3 separate regions of the Mus musculus genome follow, and all the other regions are linked to region 2. A link is a loop called in an ENCODE intact Hi-C map of the cell type or tissue named here. Cell type or tissue: gastrocnemius. All regions are shown on one strand.

Region 1 (8,000 bases), 260 kb before region 2:
TTTATGTTTCTCAAAACCTTCAAATTGAAATCGCTTCAAGTTCCCAAAGTATAATGCTCTGATGGTGGCATTCATGGGATGGTGCTTGCCACTGCTATACTGTAACTACTTAAATACGGCATGTGAGTGTGTGTGTGTGTGTGTGTGTGTGTGTGTGTGTGTGTGTATGTGTGTCCTTATAGCATAGGGCTAGGACTGTTTGTTAGAGGGGCTTCCAGGTTTAGCATGATAATTTTACATCTGTGGTTCAGTGTTTCTTTAGTTTTAGCACTTAAAATCAGGCCGGTCTTCATTTCAGCTTCCAAAAAGACAGGGCTCTACCCTGTTGGTACCCAGAGTCCCTGAAGTAAAACTCATGCTGCTGTGGAAAGTAATAGCCATAGATAAAGTTGTGGTCTGGATACAAACCATCTCTTCAGCGCTGAGCTGAAAGCAAAGCACTTAATAACCCCTTGTCTGGCATCCCCAGTGTTGCAGTCTTCAAGACAATATGAAGTTTCCACTCTATCAAGGCTTCTAGTTAGCCACTCACGAAATTTAAACAGAACAGCAGGGAATGGAGAGGAGTAGAGGAGATGAGATGAGACAGACAGGAAAGAGAAGAGAAACAGAGAAATCAACCATAATTTCTGACTGGAATATGATTCCTGTCTTCTAATGTTCACAAGGAGTAAATGGAGAGAGAGAGAGAGATGTAAAATCGACTTCCAATGCCTTGTACCAACTTTTTTTTTACAGCATTTTTTTAATTTGTTAATTTTTTTTAAAGATTTATTTATTTATTATATGTAAGTACACTGTAGCTGTCTTCAGACACTCCAGAAGAGGGAGTCAAATCTCATTGTGGGTGGTTGTGAGCCACCATGTGGTTGCTGGGATTTGAACTCCGGACCTTCGGAAGAGCAGTTGGGTGCTCTTACCCGCTGAGCCATCTCACCAGCCCTTGTACCAACTTTTATAAAAACTCAGTGCTAAAGAAACCTGTAGACGGCCTGCATGAGATGTTTCTCAAGGACCTGACCTCATGCATACATCACGCTGTTTCACGGCAGGTCACCTTCCATACTACTTTGCTTAAGTGCCTTATACTTAAGTTGTAGATTGCTTCCCTACCATCTTATGTATAAAAAACAAAAAACAAAAACAAAATTAGAAAAACAGCAAATAATCTAAACCTGTCAAATGAGATTAGAAGACAGCATCCTGTATGCCAAATTGAGCTTACGATAGTGACTATAGACACAGCTGTACTGGAGTGCAGCCACAATCCTTTGTTTATGGGTTGTTTAGAGTTGATCTTTCTACATTCAGAGCTGAGTAGTTGTAAAAGGTTAGATGGCCCAGAACTCCTATAGTATTAACTGTTTTTTATCTCTCATTTAAAAGAGTTTACTAGTCTTTGAGTACTACTAATCAGTGAATACCAAGGGAAAATTTTGTTGTCAATCATATTTCCAATCTATATGATGTGTAGTTCTTAATCTTTCAATAAAATTTAGGGGGAAAAAAAAGGTAACCACCCAGAAGACATTCATACAGTACCTTAGCTAAAGGATGATAAAGAGCGTGTACCATCCCCTCCTCTCCAGTTAGCTTTTCCTACAGACATCCCGTGCCTTAGCGTAAGATGCTAGGATGTTGAGACAAGGCCACACAATGTACATCTAGAAGGTTCCTTGCCTCTCGTAAAGGTGGACTGCACGTTAGTAATGCTCCTTCATCCCGTGCCAGGACCTAAAGTAAAGAGGCAGAATAGAGGCAGGCTCCAGTGTGCACTGTGAGCTCTAGGAAACATTTCACAGGAAACAGAATAAACCTCTGTCGATGGGCAGTATTAGAAACAAATGTTTGATGTCAAGGCACTTCATATGTCTATATTAAAATAATTTGGCATGGAATATTGGGTTCACAGTAAATGAAGTACTGTTGAGACATTTCTTTTTGTCTTTTCAGTAGAGTTCTCTTGTAAGTAATCATTATGCCCATTTTATTAAGAGAATGTTTTGTTCTTGGCAGTTGTTTGATTTGCTCAAAGTTTTGGTGCATATAAAGAGAGAAACTAGCCCTCCAAAGGTATAGAACTGTCTCTGGTCAAAATCTCCTGGCCTCAATCTACAGATATCCCTTTGACATTGAAATGAGTCTTCAGTATGATAAAGGCCTTTGACTTTGACTGTCTAGTTTTAAATGGTCCCTTGATTTCTTAATTTTTTCACCTGATGCCACAGCGCTTTCTCCTGGCTGAGTTAACATTAGTCTTGATGTCAACAGTTTTACTGCTTACTCTCCGCCCTTGTTACTATCATAAGACTTTGGCTGTAACTGTCAGCTGATTTCTGTACTTTTCCTTTTCTTATTGCTGTTATACTAACCCATTGGACCCTCGGCTACTGGTTACATCTCCTCATTGCAGTTTTTCTCCCATAGTAGAACTTACATAAGAGGGGGAGAAGGTTTCAGTGCTAACATTTCCTAATGTGTAAAAAAGGACAAGAAACAGAGCCCAAGCCACACCATTGACTGAGACTGAGAGCCATAGTGTTGAGTGTTTAGGCCTCCACCTTGCAGGCTTGCTAGCCACTTGCATACTGCCGGGTGTATTTTCCACCTAGATGAGCTGTCTTCTTTATTGCAGATCCCCAAATCAGGCTTTTTACCCATCCCGAAGCCTCTGTTTTGCCTTAGTTCTCTGACATGGGTCCTACAAACTTCCAGCTGTGGTTTGGAAGTGTGCCACCTTTCCTAGTACCCTTAAGGCAGCTAGGGGAAGGACTGATTGGGCTGCCTATAATTAATTCCACAGCCCTGAGTGTGGTCTAGAGAAAGTAAGGTGGGGATTTCAGCTGTTTGTTAGTAAGACAGGAGAGTTCAGAGGCTGTGAGATTCTGATTCCTCGGAGATTCTGCAATAACGATTCTGTTCATCTGGCTTTATTCTTTTTTTTTTTAATTAGGTATTTTCCTCATTTACATTTCCAATGCTATCCTAAAAGTCCCCTATGCCCTCTCCCCCCCCCCCCACTCCCCTACCCACTTCTTGGCCCTGGCGTTCCCCTGTACTGAGGCATATACAGTTTGCCCAACCAATGGGCCTCTCTTTCCACTGATGGCCGACTAGGCCATCTTCTGATACATATGCAGCTAGAGACACGAGCTGCGCGGGGTACTGGTTAGTTCATAATGTTGTTCCACCTATAGGATTGCAGATCCCTTTAGTTCCTAGGGTACTTTCTCTAGCTCCTCCATTGGGGCCCTGCGATCCATCCAATAGCTGACTGTGAGCATCCACTTCTGTGTTTGCTTCATTCTTTTCTGAACCTAGAGCACCTCTCTTAACCTCGGTGGGTCTCAAATATGACAGGATTATACATGGCTTTTCTTCACTCGGCTGTTGTGAGGATCAAATAGGCACATGTTCAAGCATTTAGAACCATTTCTAACTGTAAACTTTAGTTATTATCATTATTATCGCTTTCCTCTTGTGATTGAACTTGTCATACCATGTCTCTATTTTGGGTTCTAAAAACATGGTTAACATAATTATGGGTTTAATAGAATTTTGGATTAACTTGTGAACCCAACATCCAATTATAGTGCTGTTTTTATGAGAGGATGAATTCCCAAGTTCATTCCAAGCAGATGAGTTTTAAGGAATGTCTTAGAGCTGGCCTGAGTCGATGAGATGGATAAAGAAAGGAAATTGAACATCTGATGATGTGTATTGTTTAATTGATTATTTTATAGTTTCATACAACATGATAAAATATATTGATCACGTTTACCCTAACTCTTCCAAGATCTATCTTTACCTCCCTATCTGTTGTCAACTTCATGTTTTTTGTATTTAATACTCCCATTTCACTCTAATCTGTGCTGCCCGTTTAATGGGACCTTCCATGGGGCATGCTCAGCCTTCCAGAACCACACCCTTAAGGAAAACTGACTCTTCCTCTCCACATGCCCGCCCTCCTCATTAGGGTTGGGGCTTGTGAACCCTTCAGCATCTCATGCTACGTTGGCTAGGTCTTGTGTACATTTTATACAGGCAAATATAGCACCCATGAGCAATGAGTGCAGTGGTGTGTTGTATCCAGAAGACACTTTATTACTCTGATATTTTATACTTACTGTGGTGCCAGTGATTGGACCTGGGGCCTCATGCATGCTAGGCAAGTTTGGGACAGTTCAGCTCTACCGCCAGCCCCATTCAAAGAGAATTCATTTTACTCTGCAGTCACGTCACGTTCATGGGCATCTCCTTGTATTTGGGTAATGTTTAGTCTCTTTTACTCTGTAGTCCAGGGTGACCTGGAATTACTAGGTAGCACAGGCTGTCTTAAACCTTACAGTACTGTGTTAGAGCAAACAGAGCCTCATCTTATGAATCCTGAACATGTAAGCTATTGAGGTTATGTATATAAGCTTTACTCACTTAATATGTGTTGTCAATTTATCTTGTTATTGCTTTCTTTCATTTGGCACTGTCTGTGTGTTCATGAGTAAAGCTGGCCATATTTAATTGCCTGGGTTGCATCAGTAGTTGTCCACCTTCATCATTGCTTGGTTCTGTAATACCACGAAGGATTACTATGCCAGCTCCCAGTCATATCAGTAAGCTTGATCTGCATACAGTAATTTCACTGTTTGTGAAATGTCTGACCTCAGTTTTCTACTTCTAAGTAAAAGTCATGGAAGTTTTTTCTGATGACTTAATCATACCTGGAACACGAAGAGCACCATAGTTAATGTAAAAAATAAATCCAAAATGTATGGGCACTGATTTGCAAATCTGTTTACAAATGTGTGGAGAAAGGAGAGAGTATGAAGGGCTGTGAGAAAGAACAGTGCCCTCTAGGACCCGAGAGGGGATTCTGAAAGGCTGTGCTGCTGACTCGGCCTTCAGGTCTCCTAACAGGATTCAAAGGGGACATTCATGGCAGAGGAGATAATGAGAAGACAGGGAGTGTGGGAGTTATAGAGATTTATTCTGTTTGTTTGTTAGAATGCCTTAAAATGGTATATGTTACTGATTTAGCCATATTTTACTTCAAGATTCCCACATACTTTCTGGTGAAAAATCAACAAAATCCTTAAAATTCAGATGATTAAACTCTTTCTGGCTGAGTTGTGTGTCTGTGTGTGTACACATATACCCCACATGTCTTCACAAATCAATAACAATGCCAAATGGAGCAATTTTCCACAATTTTCCTCAAACGACTGGGTACTTAAACACTGCGTTCAACCAAATGATGAAGTCCATCAGTGTCTCCCGTCCTGCTGAGCTGCTGCATCGTGGCCTGGAGAAGAGACTGACTCTTCTGGGCTGCGCTGTTGAAGACTGTAGACTGTACTTCACCTGTGTAGACAGATACCCGCACAAATAACTTTTCTGTCACCACAGCCTTTGCTAAGTGTTGTGAGTCGGGAATTAGAAAATAGTTCCAATTTGAGTTCTCCCAGCAGAGAGAAAGCATTTTAAGCAATCTTCCCTGGAATGCTCAGGTTTGAGACTGGAAGAGCTTAGTCCAATCATTGCATGAGGTGGGGCAACCTGTGGAGGGAAAACTGCAAAAAGTACATAATTTATGTATGAAAAAACTTCATATATACAGAAAACAAAAAGGCAATGATTATAAATCACATAAAGGCAGCTGTGTCTTTGGGAAGCTAACTGGCAACTGAAGATACATAATGCACAACTCTTAGGATGTTTCCTCTGAGTGAAGACTGGGATGGTCTGCTCCATTAGTGAAGGGGCCACACACATTTTTCATGCCCGTGAATCAGTATAGGTCCCCATCCACCCCATTCTGTTTTTAGTCTCAGAATCTAAAGCTGCCTAGAGCAGAATGTCCCAAACCTAGCACCACATAGCTCCAGAGTTTGCTTCATAGGTGCTGTTGGGTTTCAAATGGGAGGGGGGGGGTTCACAAAGTATAGAATGACCCTGCCTAGCTTTGAGGACTATATGAAGCATAAGCAAAGCACACAAATGTGTTATGCATGTGTGCACACATCTACATACATGCACATACACACACATGAACACACCCATAATTTTTAAGAACACAAGGTGGTGAATTTGAAAGAGAGCAATGTGTTGATACATAGGAAGATGTGAAGGTAGAAAACAAAAAGAGAAGTGTTGTAATTATATTATAATTTCAAAAATTAAAAACTTATTTTAAAGATTCCAGATAAGCCAAGCAAAGGTGGCTCACACCTTTAATCCCAGCACTCAGGAGGCAGAGGCAGGTGGCTCTCTGTGAGTTCAAGGAGAGCTGGATCTACAGAGTGAGCTTAAGACAGCCAAGCCTACACAGAGAACCCTGTCTTGAAAAATTATTGCAGAGAGTTGTGCAAGTGGAGAATAAGAACCACAGTATAATAAAGTGCATCAAGACACGTAGGAGCAGCTCAGTGACAGAAGTCCCAGCATTCACTTTTCTGAAAGACTCCATTGCTTTGAAAGCAGTGTGTTCTTCTTCCCGGAGTGGCTGGAACATTACAGTGATGACTCCTGTTATGAAATGAACGGGACTTGTAGGCTATATGCTTCACCATGGAGATTATTTCATCTTTAAAATTCTAAAATTATAGTAATGCACATAAGTGCTTCCTGAAGGAGAGAATATATCTACTGGGTATTAGGGAAAACTATTTGTCCATCCAAAAGATAAGTGACTTAATCCAGTGTTTTGAATTTTTCAGTATTATATTCATCTTTGAATAGTGACTTTATTCTGGTACAAATAGCAAGCAATGAAAATCTTCTATCTATAGAACTCTTGGACTTTTAAGATGGCCCAAGAATGCTTTGGTTGCAAACACTAAGTCCTGCGGACATGCTATACACAGACCTCCTTACACATTCTGCATTTTGATACTGGCTATCTTGATTGTGTGACAGCCAATGGTTATTCTCTAAAGTAGATCTCCAAACTGTGAAATAATTGCAAAGCAAACCCCCAGATCAGAGATCAGTTTGGGTAGCTGGGATGGGGTAGGGAAAGCAAATAGTTAAATGTATAAACACAGTACTGGAAAAGCCAGTGGCAACCATTTTGTCTACCTGCCAGGGCCTCAAGGCAAAGCTGTCAGTTTTGAAAAATTGCAAGCAAGTGACACTAGTCAGTATCCTTAAACTGCCAACAGGTGAATTATTTCTTGTGACTAAATCTGGAGGGGCTCTGGAACCCTCACTCTTGATGTGGCTTTCCCACTCTCTAAATGTTGGGAAAATCAGCCTTGTTTTCTCCATGTGAAATGAAGAGGTTAGGAAAGCTACTTGCTTAAGCAAGTGACAGTGCATAATACCAAGCAAGAGCACTGTGCAGTCTTCTGTAGTATTCTGCTGGGGCCGGGGTTCCCAGCCACCTGGAGAAATAGAAGTTACAGGAGAACGCACCTCATCACAAGAGCAGGCTTTATGAAGTAAGGATACAAATCCAAACTTCCTAGTCTCCTGTGCTCTCTAGTACACGGTCCTGCACCTTGCCACTCACTCAGTGCCTCTGAAAAGGGGATCCTGTATTTGCTTTGTCAGGAATACCTGATCCCTCCTTTCTCACAGGGCTTTCCAAATAAAGTCCACACTGCCCTACTTTTTCCATGAATATTTGGCAAGCCTTCTGGTATTTTGTTAACTACTGAATTGTTTGGGGATTTTTAATTGTTTGAGGCTACCATATCAAGTATTCCTCTGTTCAAGCATTCCCTCCCCTTTCACTTCCAGTGTGCATGTTCTTCCTAATACTGTAGCCTTGTGAAAATGCCCAAGAACTACCAAAGTCTGGATCCTGAGAAGCAGGGGGGTAGAGACTGCTCATTCCAGCTGTTGCGCTTAGATCTGGGTGACTATCCTGCCAGCTGTTGTCACAGCTCTTTCGCTGTTACACTTGGATTTCTTTGCTATTATAAATCATTGATTGTTGATGGGTATCAGCTGACATTGCCCCCAGTTTCACACACTTTGTATTCTGTTTTCATCTTGATTTT
Region 2 (8,000 bases):
GGCCCTAACTAGTCTCCACTGTTGTCTCCTCTGTGGGTCACTGCAGGAACCGAGGTCCCACTCCCTGAGCTTCTCATAGAAACTGCAGGAACACACACTCAGCTCTCCATTCTGTTTCTGTGAATGCTCGGACACAAACTCCCCCCCCCCCCCCGCCCCCCAACCGCCCAAGGCTAACAGATTGCTGCCAGTTTTGAGTTGTTTGACCATGTTCTAGTCTGAGCTAATTTTGTATGTAAAATTGCTTAAGAGTGAATATGAAATCTTTGACTGAAGCCCAAATATATAAATACCATTGCATTTCCTTCCTCCCCAATTTTGCAATCATCCAAAAAAACTGTTCATGTTGTGTAGTATAATTAGTTATTTATACACCCTCATGTGGTCTATTGTTCAGAATTAAATTGTCTGGTATACAGGATTTCTCTTGCAAGGCTTATTCGGTCGGTTTATTGCTTGTTGGAAGCTGTTTGTAAATATGTCCTTGTGGAACCCCGAGGGATATGTCTGAGCATATCCAGGACTGTGGGGGAAAATAGTTCAGTCTATGTAGGCCTCTGCTGTCTGCTACTCGCTCTTTGAAGACCTAGGCAATTAGAAGGAACACAAAAATAGTCACAGGAAGGTACAAATGGAAATTATCTTGGAGATGCAGTTACTAGATTCTAGTGACTCAGTCTTGCCCAAGAGGAAGCCAGTCCTCAGGAAGGGGAAGTGAAAAAGCCTCACACACAGTCTCTTGTGGGTAAGAGGCAGCCAGAGTCCTCTTCAGCCGGTGCCTCTCTCTACGAATCCACCTAGCCTAGAGAGCACGATTGCCCCATGCATGTCTGACCTTTACTGTGTTTTTTTTCCCTAGGACTACATGGGCCCAGACTGCTCTGCCCGGCTCCCCCTGTTCATCCTTTATTTCTCTTCTGTTTCCTGTCAAATGAGTTGGCCACTAGCCATATTGACAAGTTCCTGTCATGTAACAATTCATCCTTCTTTCCTGTCAGCTTGAAGACAGAGGCAAGAAGGTTCCAAGCTTTTCTCTATAATGAAACTTCTTTTTGAGGGAGGGTCTGGGAGCTCTGCTTCAAGGGCGACAGTAACCTTTGTGGGTCAGGACAGTTTCTCTTGACCAACGTGCCATGTTCCCTTGCAAAGGACATATGGGGCTGTTGTGGGGGTAGTTTCTATCAATGCTATGAGATGCCCTGGTTGATGGTGCTGTTTAAGCCTTCTTGGTCTTTTATCCATAAATTTTATTGTGTTGGGTTTGTAGCATTAGCTGTGATTTTTGGCGAGTCTTTTTCAAGTACCTGGTGTGTGTGTGTGTGTGTGTGTGTGTGTGTGTAATAGATCCCAATTCCTAAATCAAAATTGTACTTCCTGGCCAGAAAGGTCAGCTAGGGATGGGAGACCACATGACTGAAAGAACCCAGAAGTTCCCTTTCCACACATGTGTCGGCATCGGCATACAAGCCTACTGCCAAAGTCCTACTAGAATCCGACATGTTCCTTGGCTTGGAAATACCATAGGAGACAGCCAACATTGTAGCACTTAAAACACATTATCTTTCTCTGTTTTTATTCATAAAATCCCCCAGATTTTTTACAGTGACAGATACTAATAAAATGTATTAGATTTTAAATATTTACTACTTTTATGTCTTTATTTTAAATTATTAAATAGTAATCATACAGAAAGGCTCTAACAGATGTCATATATTTATCGTCAAGATGAGCAGATGCTCACAGTTTCCCTTATTTGCCTCAGATCTCCATTTTCCTTAAGGAAATCAAGCACACCACACATAGTTAGGGCCCCCACTTTCCACTTTCCTCATCCTCTTCTTTGTATCTCCCATCTACACAGGAGACAACTCCCCTGAATATGATAACATCATCTCCATGAATGTGTTTTTCCAACCTACTGCATCCTCAAGCAACCTTTTCATGGTGCTTATTAGCCTTTGTAATCAGAGGAGAATAAAGGACACATCTATCTATTCTGAAAGCCTATATGTGTTATAATCTCTATTGCTTCCACCTGAATTTTGCTCTAAGCCTGTTTTTTATGATCTACCCACTTTAGTCTAGCTGCAGCCTGCTTTGTCTTTGATAGAAGTATATTGGACCCTGCTCCCATGACTCAGCGTTTATCAGCTGCCTACCTTGGGGATTTCCAGTGCCAACTCTAATGCCCTGGCCCCTGGTAGGGACAACCTGCCAGACACTGGACTGGATCTATGAATGGATAGAGTTATTCTTGTTGGGTCTGAACGCTTTGATACAGCATTCCCACACCAAGGAATAAAGAGTCAGCTGCCATCCTGCCTGAGCTGTTCTGCTTGGGTTCTCCATGGTTGGAAGTTAAGCCTTTGAGAGAAAGCACATAGAGACAGCTGGGACTGGAAAGGTGGGGCAGAGTGTGATGACAATGATTGACAGCATCCAACATCCTTAAGTTACATAAACAGTGAGACCTAAAGTAGAACACAACACATTCAAAATCTGTTCATCAAAGTAAATATTTGAAGGTTTATATAGCATGTACTATGTGTTTGTTTACTTGCTTATTGCATTTCTGTTTTTGGAGTCCAGACTGGCCTCAGATTTGGTATGAAGTAAAAGATGACCTCAAACTCCTAATCCTCCTGCCTCTACTTCCCAAATGCTGGGACCAAAGACCTGACCAACCATGTCTTGCTTTTTTATTAAAAAAAAAAAAAAGGCATAATTTTATATTTTAAAGATGAAAAACAGGCACACAGAAGCAGCGTGCTATAAGGAAGAACATGGAGTTCAGAGGGAGTTGGCCATACACTGGCTCAACTGTTTGCTAATTTACTGCCAAGGACTAGTGTCTCAGACCTCCAGGGCCTGGCGTAGAGTAGCGGGGCTTTGCAATGGTGGCTGCTGCTGCACAGAAGACATGGGCTCCTGCTAACAGTAAGAAGTACATGTATAGTAGAACTGGGTCTAAATCTGTGGTTACCTCTGTCAAAGCTCCCCTCTTTTCAGCAAAACCAAGCTCCCCTTCAAAGGTGCATGCTATATGGAGAGAGAAGTAACTCTGAATTCAGGGTCTCAGGTCCTCGTCTCAAGCAGGTGGCTGCATGCGCGCATGAATTTCTTCTCTGCTCTTCTCCTGACACCTCTCACTGTGGGAAGAGGTTGAATCCTGTAACTTCTATGGGCTGGCACTTCTGCACCTGGCATTTTGTGCCTCTGCTTGAGAAGTACAGCACCAAACTTCCTGCCCCGCTGCAATGAAGGCGATGCCACCGACGGTTTAAAAAGGTTGGAACAGGAAGGTGGGCAGAGCTCCTTCAGCTGCTTGTAATCCTTAGTGAATGAAGCCAGTCGGGTTTCTTTTATGCTCCCCAACTTGAGCTGGGAAGGGATCCGGTTAAGAGGGGGCTTCAGAAAACAATAAAACCAGTTGTCTCCTCCTCCATGTCCTCCTCCTCCTCTTCTTCTCCATCTTCTTCCCTCTCCTCTTCTCCTTCCTTCCCTTCCTCCATCTCTCTTCCCACCTCCTTTGTCTCACTTCTTCTATCAAAGAAGGACTGAATCCAGAAACCAGTTAATTAAAACACTTCAGATGAAGGGTCACAAAAGGGATTTTATTTTTGCTTCAAGTTCCACATGCTAATTTTTCCCATCATGCTTTCTGACTTGGCTTTACTGATTTGAGGGGGTAGACACACACACACACACACACACACACACACACACACACACACACAAGTCTGTCTAGGGCTACCAAGTTTCTGGACCACTTCGATTGTCCTTTAAGCCTTGGGACCCGGGAAGTTTACATTTGCTTGAGTCGCTGTGGTATGCTCAGGAGTACGCATGCACTCCATTTCCACATTGAACGGCGTTATAAAGGATGACACGTGCGAGTACACATCAACCTTGAACATTAAGATGCTGTGGAAGAGCCAGCAACCCACTGTCGGCCCTGGCACATCAGCTCTGGCCTCAGAAAAGCCCTCCTCCACTCCACTCCATATTCAACATAGGCAGCTGCTCAGCTGGAACAGGAAGCTGGCCTCCAAATATTGCCTTTTCATTCTCAGTGGGACCCATGGGGGTCCTCCTGGCTTCTTGGAACTTTTGGACTCCTGGTTTCCACTTTTCAGTCTGTTGTCTTTTGACTTTTGCCCCATCTCTGAATCTGGCAATCTTGCAGTCTGGTGAGCATGCCCTTTCCATTCCGAGGTGGGTTTAGCTGCATTTTATTTTATTTTATTTTATCTTATTTTTACTGGGAATTTTTGTCAACTCGAAGTGTCTAGATCTTGGTAGTTCCTCTAGGATGTGCTGTGTTCTTTTTACCATGACCACACATATTCCTGAGCCAATGACCCACCTATAGGTATGTGCTTGGGCTTCTTGATGCTTCATGACACTTAGTGTTTTGTGATAGTCAAAGCAGACACCAGTTTCCCTTGGTATTAGATATTTATGTGCTCCTAGCATGTCTTTGCTTACTTATCCTCCTCTTGAAGGCCTGGACACGATCCACTTTCATTCGTCAAGTTTGATCATGCAGAGTTAATACATAATATTTACCAAATCAGTGCCCTAACAACGGAGTTACTAATGCTGGCTGTGAGCTGTCTTAGAGAGCACCGCAAGTTGTTCATGTATAGTATTCAAATTTAATCTTGGGAGAATTCCATTCTAAAAATGAGGAAAACATAGAGTGGCTATTTAGTGTGTGTGCACTTTCAGATAGGCATTATTCTAGGAAATCCCTATATATGTTCAGTTTTCATTCTACGGAGCACTTTACTGTGTGCCAGGCATATATTTTATCCCTTTACATTTAAACTCATTTTACCCACATAATTATAAAGCATGCACTATTGTTACCCTCTTGTATTTGATAAAATTGAAATTCATGGAACTTAAAAAATATATCCAAGTCAAAAAATAGAATTCAGATTCCCAATTCAGTAGTCTGGTTGAAGAGACATTCATTCCTTTCTGGTCACTGGGCTCCTTCCCCAGTCAGCCCTGCAGCACAGCCTCTATAAGCCGTGGTTATGTCCATTTTCACAGAGAACAAAGTAGACACCCACACAGATTAAATACCTGTACTGCAGCCCAGAGCTGAACCTCGACTGTGCTTTGAACATTCATCTGTTTTCAGAGACACGTGACAATTTTCAGCTTAGGTACATATGATATTGTCCAGCCATATGAGAGTTTTACTGTGCTCGGAGGGTTGGCCTGAACACAATGTATGTTGGGGAGGGTGGATACTTATAAATCCTAAGATGCAGAACTTCCTTTCAAGAGGCAAGTAAAAAGCTATTAAAATAATCTCTACCCCCCAATTTCTGTTTCTTTCAGCACGGTATTTCGACGGTGGTTCTTTAACCATTCACACTGAACGAGGAAAATGTTAAGTTTAAAATGGTCAGCAAAGGTGAGGTGGAACTTGTGGGCCTAGGTGGTGAGACGGACAGCCTTTCTATTTAAGGCCAGATGCACTGGCTGGGTTTAGAGATGTTTAGAGAAAAATAACAGTTCTCTACACCCAGATTCATAAGTGTGGACAAAACTGGTATGGTGATGTGGGGACCAGAGAGCAAATAATCAGATTGCTCACAGCAATATTTCTCTGTGACTGAGTGGGCTTGTGGTCGGATCTAAGAAAGAAGTAAGTGTGTTGACCTCAACTCAGGATGCAGACAGGCCCACTTTGGGCTCTCTCCATACAGACTCACCATCAGATGACCATGAGCCAGTCATTTCCTCCCTCCAAGACTCTTCAAGGACTCCATCAAATGGGCATGAGGCTCCATTGTGCTTATGCAGACTGCAGTTGGTCATCAAGGTCATGGAAAGTCTTGGCTAGCTGTGAGTGTGAACCCGAGGTGGGTGTAAGACGCTGACAGGGAAGGAAGTTTTGCCCCCTCTGTAGTTCCTCACAGGGCATTGTGCTGACAGAGCCGTAACAGATTGACTCATACAGAACACTAGGGAAAATGGGCATGATTGCCAGTTCCTAGGCCTGGAACTGGCTTCAGCTGGTTTACTGGTGGGATTCAGGGATGGGAGGTGCAACGGGTAGGTGCCACACTCAGGAAAGAGGGGTATTCTAGAAGGAGGGGTGTTCTTCCGTGCCAGAGGTTCAGGATGGGAGACGTTAAGCTCCAGTCTGGGCAGGCAGAGGAAGGGGCTGGCAGGACCCCATGCTTCTCTTTAGCTTCACACTGACTTCCCGCTCTCACAGACACGTCTCAAAACTCTGTCTCAGCCTCCGTTTCTCCAGCTGTAAATTGCAAAGACCCTACTTTTCAACATTTTGAGAAAGGCCTAGTACCCTCTCTCATCTACTCTGCGAGACTACTAAGGAGTGGTGAAGTTGTTCCAATAGTCGCTTGGTTTCTGCCCTGAGCTCAAGTTCTTTTAAGCCAGTTCTGGAATCCTTTGGGTGGTGGAGCGCACAAGGATTCCTGTGTGTCAGTAAGTGAGCGTACGTGACAGAGGGCTTTTAAATGAATCACTTTGTATATAGCAGGGCCGCACCTGCTCCTCAGACTCTGAAGGCAGTGCGAGCAACAAGATCATTCAAAAGCGCCGCTTTCCATTCAGGTCTATAATTAGCCAGCAGGCTGTTCACCCCTGGAGCTGCTGGGACGGGCCTGGGGCAGCCTGGAGGGGCGGAGCCGAGCCCCTAGGCCCGCCCCTTGGATTCCTCCTCCCGCTGTCCTGTCGGGTCTCCGGTTGTTCTCCCCACCCCCATCTGCGTTCTGGACCGTGCCGGGCTCTACGGGGCAGGATTCCTGGAGGACAGGGCCTGTCCACCCTCCTTTCGGGCTCCCTCTCCAGCTAAGAAGCCCCTCGAGGGATGCGACTCCCCTGGAGCAGCTGTATTTAGAGTGGCATCCTCTTCCCCGCCAGCCGGCTTCTGCGTCCCGCTCTCGGGGCTACCGCCCGCTCACCCCGCCCAGCTCTCCGGGCCCCTCCCAGCCGCCTCTCCCTCTTTGTCGCATTACATAGTAATCTGAGATGCATTGGATGGGCTCCAGGGAACAGAATGTACTTGGCAGAGGCGCGGGGCTTGATGTCTGCAAAATGTCGGAAACTCAGCCAAGAGCTGCTAACTGGGTCATTAACCTCCAAAAGCGAAGCGAGGGCTGTAGGCCCTCTCTGCCTCCCTTCATCTCGCCAATAAAAGTGCCTCAGTGTGAAGGAAAGAAAAAGCCCAAGGTTGGCTGCTTTGATTTCTAGGCACTGAAGGCAGACCGGTCTCCTCCCCCTGCCCGCGCCCCAGCTCCTCCCGGCTGCCTTTCTGTTCGGAACCAAGAGTTTACAAGTGGCCTTTCAAAGGCCCAGCAGCCCTGCAGGGCCAAGCTGCAGCATCTGTGAAGATGTTACCCTCCGCCCTTCCCAACCGCACAGCCTCAGACCCATTTTCTCCCCCCTGGGTTGCGAGGGAGGGGTAAGTTTGGAGGTGGGGCGAAGAAGAAAGTTCTAGTTTAGTCCTTCGGCACTATTCTGCTCCTCCCCCTTTCTGCTTGCTACTCCTCTTCCTTCTACCCTTCCCCTCCTTCCTGCTGGAAAGCTTACGGTGCTCCATATACAAAGCCTGGCTGATGAGCTCCTGGCAGCAGCTGTCAATCCTTTCTCTGCCTGTTAACTGTTACCTGTTCTCAACCTACCTCACCAGTTGGTCTTAAGGACCAAAGGAGAAAGTCCCTCTTTGATCCTGTGACCTTCAGGTCTCTAAAAGCCTAAGGTCTCTAAAGTCCAAAGGAACTCCGGACTTGTAAGTCCTGGAAAGTAAGCAGAGAAAGAGTCTCCCAAAGGCGAAATATCAAAAAGGGAGAGCCACTAAAATCCACCCCCTTCAGATTTCTGGCCATGTTGGACTGCCAAAAAGGTACTTCCTGTGATCATCCAAACCCATTTCTCCGTGGCTAGAGACTCAGGGAGAATTTGGTAGTGAAACCCGGAAGTGGTGTCTTCCTCAGATGAGAGTCCTTGAT
Region 3 (8,000 bases), 65 kb before region 2:
ACAGTCAGATATTAGAATTTGTGTAAGTTTTGTTGGTGTATTTCTATCCAGAAAACAAAATGTTCTGACAGTTATCATATAGCCTCATGCCCTACCTTAGTAACTGTCTTGTGAACAATTTGTTTCATTTATCAGATCCACTGATAATGACCTTTAAAAAATTTGGGAAACATCACTGTCGATTCTCCAGCTTTTACAAAGAAAAGGTCAAAAACAAAATTCAGTGGTACTGTTACTAAACTCACTACTTCTGATCAGCTCTTCAGTACAAAAGGATACTGTTCTTAAGGAAAGGGATTGGGTGATGCTATGGTTTATGTAAAAGTATATAAATTCTCTCACTGTTGCCCAGGGTTACAGTTTAGCTAGCAACCATTAGCCTTTGGAAGAACAGGGTTTTTTGTCCCTTCTGTATCAGCTTTGAATTTGAGAGCCCTGTCGCCAGAGGCTGCTATCCGCCCTTGGGTAGGCAGCACCTATGGGTGGATTTCTAAGCTGTGAAATAATAAAATTCCTGAGAGAGTTTCCAAGCTGCTTTCACACATAGAAGAGCCCTGGGAGGATGGTTATTAATAGCCCTGTCCTAGAAGCAAGGCTGAGGTTCAGAATCCTTAAGTGTCTTGCCAAAAGCAATCTAGCTGGTAAGTGTGAGATGTGGGTATTTACCTACCCCTTGTCACACAAGGCCCTGTTAGAAAAATATCCATGGAAACCCACAACCATCTAGTTATCAGTGGCAGGTGGTATATGTGTATCATATTGCTGCAGATTATTAAGAGATTGCACATGTCTGTGTCATCTTGTGAGAAGCCATGGGTCTCTGTGATCACCTCTATGGTGATACCCCCTGAGCAAAGGCCACTGAAAACAGACATCTGTGCAGAAGCACATTGCAGCAAAATTTCCCAGAGAGTTGCTTTACATTCACTGGAAACATCTCTGGACCTGTCAGGTTCAGGATATCAATTGAGACTATATTATTTCAAATATAGTAGTGTGCAGAGGTTACCTGAGTTTTAGGAAATCTCTCCCTCCAATGGACCGCAATGTATATCCCAAAGAGACAGAAGCTGCTATAGGTTAAAAAAACAAAACAAAAACCATGATTCTCTCTGTCAGCCCAAGAGTGTGCTGAGGCAACCAGGAGTTTCTAATCAAACAAACCCAAGTCCAGAGGCCTTGAAATGTCTAAACAAGTGCTATTGAATGAACAGACCTCCTGAAATGTACCCTTCATTGTATCTATGGGATTAATCTACCCTCATCACAAGGAGCATGACACTGTATTCTTAGCACCAACAAAAACCCTGCTTGGAGCACCCTGGGTACATTCTAGAAGTCAGCCGACATTGCAGGTCAACAAATCAACACTCTTCTTAGAGCTGACTTCCTCGTGAATATGCCTTCCAGGTGCAGTCTTGGCTTTCCTTTTTCTATCTTCTGGTTGTTTGCTACAAGTTGAAAATCCGTTGACTAATTAAGAAAATATTCTCTGTCCACATTAAATCTGTCCTCAATCTAGAAACCCTTTCAAATGCCCTAGTTTGTAAGTTAGGCATTTGTCTTCCCTAGAGCCTCTCCTCCATCAGACCAAGATTACCGCTCATAAAAAAGAAATCTTATTTTAAAAGACTTTAGCTTTTTAGACCAGGAAATTAATAATTCCTAAACCTGACCCATTTTCATAGCTTCCAGAAAGGAAAAGAAAAAGCTACTTAAATTTTGTGTGGATCTGTTTATCTCTTAAAATATGTCCAGGCAATTTGACGCAGGGGTAGAACGGGAGGTGTTTATCTCTCTTGCTTGATTCCTTCTGTTTCTATGGGGAAAGCGGTAAAGACGAAGGACCCAGTGTTCTTTGGGGCTGGGTTGCCATTTTTTATCCCATCTGCTTTGCTTCATCGTGATGAGGAGTAATTCCTAGTTGCTCTCATAAATCCTCATCCTCCATCACAATGGAGTAAATATATTAAATCTGAATATCTTTGCTCACCAAATTACTTAGCTCCATTTCTCAGTGGGGAAATATAAAGCAGGCAGAGCTGGCCTTCAATTATACACTTAACTCCTTCAAGCCCTTTTTGCTTTATTTCTTAGGGGAGACTGTGTGAAAGAGAAACAACCTAGTCCCTCCTCATCTTTTGGAGCCATGATGCTCACTTAGGAATTACAGGAAAAGAATGGCTTGGCTTGGCCAGGTCATGTGATCTGCCTAACGTGTTTCATTCCTTCAAACACAGACTGAGAAAAAAGGGAGTTTCATCATTTAAATACCATCAATGGGAACGGTCTCATTTTGCCTAAGATGGGAGCTAATCTAGTTGGGTAGTATTGCATTGTAGTAACCTTTTGAGTTGTGCTTGGTTACTAAAAGAGTGGCAGATACATCAGCCTATGGGATTACACTACCAAAAGCCATAGTGCCACAGACCTCAATCGCTCACTGGCAAACTGAATTACCCTGGACCTTCCTTCTACTTCAAGTGATATGTGTTCCAAACTGATATGTGTCCCAGATGAAATAGAGACTGATCTAATCAAAAAAAAAAAAAAAAAAAAAGGTTTGGCAGGGAAGCAGTAGCAAAATCATTTCTCAGTGACTGTCCTTTACCCATGTGTGCACTTGGGACACCTGGGGACACTAGCAGACTACCTAAGACATCTTTCCTCATGAATGAAGGGTAGAAGAGTTCCCCTCTAAGCGTTGGAGTCAAGTCTTTACTCCCTTCCAGAAAATATGTCAAGGAGAAAATAGAATTATAGATGGCACATGACTGTCTGGCTCTTGTCTTAAGAATGCTGTGTGGAATTATGTGCCTTACGCAAAACCTGAAACTTAGAAGCCAAGTTTTGTGCAGCGGAAGGGAGCACTGAGCTCTGTGGTGGCTCCGCGAAGTGACTTAGCCTGGGTTTTGCATTGCCTTGTCTGGATCTATGCCTTTATCGTTACTTAACAGATTTGGGGCTTTTCTTTCTTTACCGCTAAGCATGGGCATGTGTGCAATTATGAGGTGAACTTTCTAAGTAGTAAGCCCTTGCCACAAAGTAGACGTTACACAAAGGCACAGAGCCCAGGGATAGTAATCTTGCCTGAGCTGCTCGCACAGGCTTCTTATTCCATGGCTTTGTCGCAGGCTTTTCTCTTTCTGTGCCATCACCTTTGAGAAACATGATTGCACCTTCTCCAACTCTGCCTTTTTAACAGCTTCAGTTGAGTTGGCAAGACTTTCCCAGCTCTGAATATAGCCATTTCCCGACTCCGGCCTCTGCGAGACTGATTTCAAATCTGTGATCTTCTGTTCAGCGTACACATCAGCAAAGTGAGAAGTTGGGTGCTAAATATAGGCTCTATTAACTTTACTTTTAGATGTGCTGCCTTCAAAGAGTGCCTATTCTGAGCAACGTAAACGTTATTCCTACATATGTATGTACACACGGTACCCGGACTCACACTGTTCGGGCTTCACAAACACCATCAGCAGGGGTAGGTGCTGAGATAAGGAAGCATCGCCAAATTGAAGAGGGTGGCTCATTTCCAATCTCCCCTTCAGTGGCTACCATGAAATGGGCTAAAACAAGAGTCTCCTGCACTTCCTGCTGACACAGCCACTTTGCATTTATATCCCAGGAATAGTGGCAAATTGCTGAGGAACCCGTATTTCATGGAAATAATACAATCATGAACATTTCATCAGGAGAGGGAAAGGCAATTAATATGTGTCATGTGTGTTTTAAAAACTAAGTATTGCTAAGTTTTGAGTGTCAGCAGGTTTCTTTTATCTTACAGGCTAACATAGAGAAAACTAACGTCTTGGCTATAGGGAGTGTAAGCTCAGGGGGCCAGGCATCCCTGCCAGCTCCTTGAAGCATTTTTACTCCAGCTCCTAAGAATACCAGTCCATGCTATTTGAGGGCTTTTGTTCCTGGAGCTCTCTCTGTCAGCGACAGGAACTCTAGGTATTTTTGAGGAGGCAGCAGCATAGCCTGGGAGGGTGAGTGGTTACCCAGCAGTCGTGCTCGGAGGTGAGCCAGGTAGATGTGCTGAGGTACATGGAGATACCGTATGATCGTACAAGGGTTGAACGGAGGACATGATTCCAAAAAAGATTGTTCTCAATGTGTCGTCTGACTCAACCAGCTGGCAGATTACACTTGCCAAGTCGCTTCCTTTCCTTCTAAGTCATTTGGCTCCATATTCCCTTGAATATGCCTGTGAGGAAAGTAAGATGTGTCGCCCCATCCACTTAGCCTTCCTGAAAGGACATTAGTGATGCCCTAGTGGTCACCAAGCTACCATGAAATGCCACCACTCCTACTCAGTTGTACCAAATGCAAGTAGAGGGGACAAACTGTGGGAGACAGATTTAGTGCCATCGTGGTTGTCTGCCACTCTGCCCAGTATGATCCCAGCAACCCACGAGATCTGAAGGAACAGGACTGGTGAGTAGCTTTAGGGCTATGGCCGTACTTCTTTAGGAACGTCATGATTGGAGTCAGGTTGATTTTTTTTTTTTCTTTTTAGAGGTGGGCAGTACTTTTTCCCATTTCTCCTGTTACCTATCTTTTGATCTCTATCTAATCTCAACACTAATAATTTTCTGCTGTTGACCTGATCAGATTTCAGTGCTAGAAAAGAATTCTAAAATCTCTTGTGTGCTGTCCTCAAGTCTTTGGGATACACAGGTACTCCTCCTTGGGAACAAACAAACTGAGACAGACACAGTGTGGCCTTGCTCTGAGTTTCAGTCTGGTGACTTGTGGCCATGAGAGAGAGCTTGATATGAAAGCTAAGTCATGTTTAATGGGACAGGGTAAGGACAGGAGAGAAAAGCTGTTAGGCTTTCCCTGTGCTAAACCTATCTCCTGGGAGCAGGCACTTCCTCCTAGCTAGCCACCATCACAGCCTCACCAGCAGCAGCCTCAAGACTCAGTAACATTTCCAACTTAGGAAAAGCTACACAGACGCATAGAGGATATGACATTGTTCATCTGCATGATCCTGACAGAGCCTTGGTATTTTCACAGTGTAAGCAAATTGCATATCTTTGCTGTCTCATAAACCATCGCTGACATCCCCACGGGAGCACACATAATCCTTTCTGAAAATCAGAAGTTGTGTTACAAGAAAGTGGTTTGGGTAATTTCTTTTGTATTTACACATTATTCAATTATATTAAAACATGATTTTATTTACATTCTATCAGTTTTGATTGTGTTTCCCCAGTGCTCAATGAGAATAAATATGAAAATCACAGTTTTTTCTGTAAAAGAATTACTTTATATTTAAAAATCCAATAAACTTCTCATTCCACTTAACTTGCCTCTGTGTGGAATTCTTTCGGAGTCAGATGATCTCTGTTTCCTTTTAAGCCCAGTTACTGTGATTCATTTTTTCACCAGTTGCTTTCCATATGGTCCTCTGAGACTGGGAATGCCTCTCAGAGCGAGTTATGCTGCAAGAACATGAAGCCCCCACTCCATCAACACAAATGAGCTCAACTTCTGACACGTTCGCAAACCACTTCAGCACCCTCTTTCTGAACTCTGCAGAAGTGTGTGTGTGTGTGTGTGTGTGTGTGTGTGTGTGCGCGCGCGCACGTGCACACACACGTCTGTGAGTGTGCGTATGTGTGTATGTGTGCGTATGGGAACACACACATGTCTCTCTGTGTATGAGTGTGTATGTGTGGCCTTTTAATGCTAGACCCAAGTAAGTAGGTCCATTGAGGTGGGCCTGGTGGAATTCTACCCTCGTTTGACACTTTTTCTCCACTTGTACTATGACTATTTCTCAAACACCACAATCACTCTTTGCTTAGGCACCATGAGGAATGCAGGTATAATCCAAAGTGGGGCGAGTGGATAGTACAGATCTCTAGGAGAAAGGGATGGATGAATCAGATACAAGGGAGCAAGACCGCATTTACGCACTTGGCATTTAATCATTCTTCATGCTCTGTCATCATCTTGTCCTCATTTATATTCTAAGAATAACAGAAAAAAAAAAAAAAACAAGTTCACTTTTTCATTCAGCAGATGTCAAGAAAACAAAAACACCCAGTGCACTAAGCCTTAGGGTATAAGCTTACTAAAGTATGACTGAGTCTCCCATCACAAAAACTGGAGAGAAGCCCTTCTCTCTCTCCAGCACCTGGTCAAACATCTGAGATTTGTGAGCAGGAGGGCTCTCACAGAGGCAGCTGTTTTTAAAGCTGCCACATAGAAGGTTCATCTTTGAATGCATGGTGAGTACATCATGAATCCTGGGGAAATTCAGGAAGTTGAAATCATAAGGAGCATGGATGATGTAATTTTCCTTTCCCATCTCTTCACCTTCTCAGTCACTTGATGCTCTTTGACAAGCCCATTCTGTTCTATGTAGTCTAATGTTCTGTGTACCCATTTTGTCCTACTTGAGATTCTGAGAGATAGAAGGACCTTTAGAGACCATTCACGATGACCTGCCAAAGAAAAACTAAGTCCCAGCGATATAAAAGCATTTCCCCAACGTCCAGAATCATGACAAGGCAGAGCTTGAGTCCTGTCACCTGACTCAGTGCAGGGCTAGCATACAGATTGTTTAATGATGTGTGACAATAATGATACAGAGTTGAGCAAACCTGTGATGTCCCTAGACCCAAAGCAAAGATTCTTAACACAATATTTCAGAAAGAAATAAACCAGGAAAGAATAGCAGTATTTCAACAAGGAATGGTTAGCAGAGAAAATAGCAGCCACATAGTTAAATCTGCATGGACTGTTATACTGAGCAATCCTTTTACTTGAAAAAATAAACCAGCAAAGCTGAAATTCTGGACAGCATTAAAATGTAAGCACAGTGAACAAGAATTTAAGCTGTGAGAGTTTTTGTTGATTTAGGTAAAGGGTGCAGTTGGATAACCAGATTTTGAAATTAAATTTATATGTAAATGTTTCAGTAGCTACCATGTAAAGAAAGAAAGTATATACCCACAAAAATCAATAGGAAAAAAGGTGGAGTAAAAAGATGGTAATGCAGTCTGTCATCAAACTCTCTGTGTAGCCAAAGATGACCCTGAGCTTCTGAATACCCTGCCTCCATATCTTGCATGGTAAAATTTATACATGTGCAACCACACCCAGTTTACATTGGGATGTGTGGGAGACCGTATCTGGTCCTTCATGATACTCTACCAATTGAGCTACATCCTCAGCTCCCAAATCAAAGATTAAAAAAAGAGAAAAGAAAAAAAAAATGAGACAAATGTAAAACATGTAAAAGCCTGAATTCACACACACACAAACATGCACTTGCACACACACACACACACATAAAATAATGTTAAGGAGCACATAAGTACAGTACAGCTAATGATCTTAAAGCAGAAGATACAAAGAACTAGGTATAGCAGACTAGGAGTATGAGCTGTCAGAATACCAGCAATAGCTTCAGGATTGAAGTTTGCACAAAGAAAAGAGGAATGAAGAGGTCACCTCAGCCCTTAGAAAATTCCACCAGACCCCCCCCCCTCCTGGAAGCTAAAGGTCATAAAGAACATAGGCACCCCTCCCCTCTGGAAGAGAGGGGCTAATTACATCCCTCAGACCACAGGGAGGGAGGAACCAGCCACCTGGAGCTCAGAGACACATTGCTAAGACCATTGGCCACCCACCTCATTTCCTATAGAATAATCAGTTTAAAAGTCACACTGTTCTGCCAATCATATTGTGCTTAATGGTGGTGGCCCTGAGAATTGTGTAAAGGCTTGCTGGATAGGCTGCACAGGGTCACTCTCTCCCTATGTGCAGGGTGGCCCCAGCATACTGGATTAAATAAAATTGCTCTTGCTTTTGCATTGAAAACAAACAAACAAAATATATACATTTAAAGAGCATGAATTCATAACTACAAATTACAGTACACATAAATGGTTTAGAATTTACAATTAAATATGACTTTTTAAGGAGTAGATTAAAATGAAATCCGACTTCATGCTAAAATATAAGTCAGAAACAGGTCA

The links. Hi-C counts contacts between places; a loop is a spot of excess contacts. Peaks named below come from ENCODE experiments on the same cell type or tissue, not always from the same donor. Only the 100,000 strongest peaks of a DNase experiment are listed, where the experiment ranks them.
Region 1: it touches region 2 in a loop (2.0-fold over the local background); 2 of 42 quality-filtered maps call a loop at or near these places.
Region 3: it touches region 2 in a loop (2.4-fold over the local background); 4 of 42 quality-filtered maps call a loop at or near these places.

The regions. Positions count from the first base shown.
Region 1 is chr16:24,790,322-24,798,321 of GRCm38, forward strand. The region is part of intron 8 of Lpp (LIM domain containing preferred translocation partner in lipoma); the gene reads left to right. Among named protein-coding and RNA genes, the nearest start is that of Mir28a, 34 kb to the right of the region's middle. In gastrocnemius, no CTCF peak of the experiment used is centred here; no DNase peak of the experiment used is centred here; H3K27ac peaks cover 761 bases.
Region 2 is chr16:25,052,351-25,060,350 of GRCm38, forward strand. It overlaps A230028O05Rik (RIKEN cDNA A230028O05 gene), which reads left to right and starts at 7,289. Exons shown (of 3, transcript NR_040374.1): 1 at 7,289-7,453. In gastrocnemius, no CTCF peak of the experiment used is centred here; DNase peaks (open chromatin) are centred at 3,983, 6,164, 6,744 and 7,019; H3K4me3 peaks cover 1,993 bases; H3K27ac peaks cover 3,554 bases.
Region 3 is chr16:24,987,263-24,995,262 of GRCm38, forward strand. Lpp (LIM domain containing preferred translocation partner in lipoma) reads left to right here. Exons shown (of 13, transcript NM_178665.5): 13 at 1-5,316. Among named protein-coding and RNA genes, the nearest start is that of Gm52245, 50 kb to the left of the region's middle. In gastrocnemius, a CTCF peak has its summit at 421; DNase peaks (open chromatin) are centred at 3,241, 3,518 and 4,153; H3K27ac peaks cover 1,600 bases.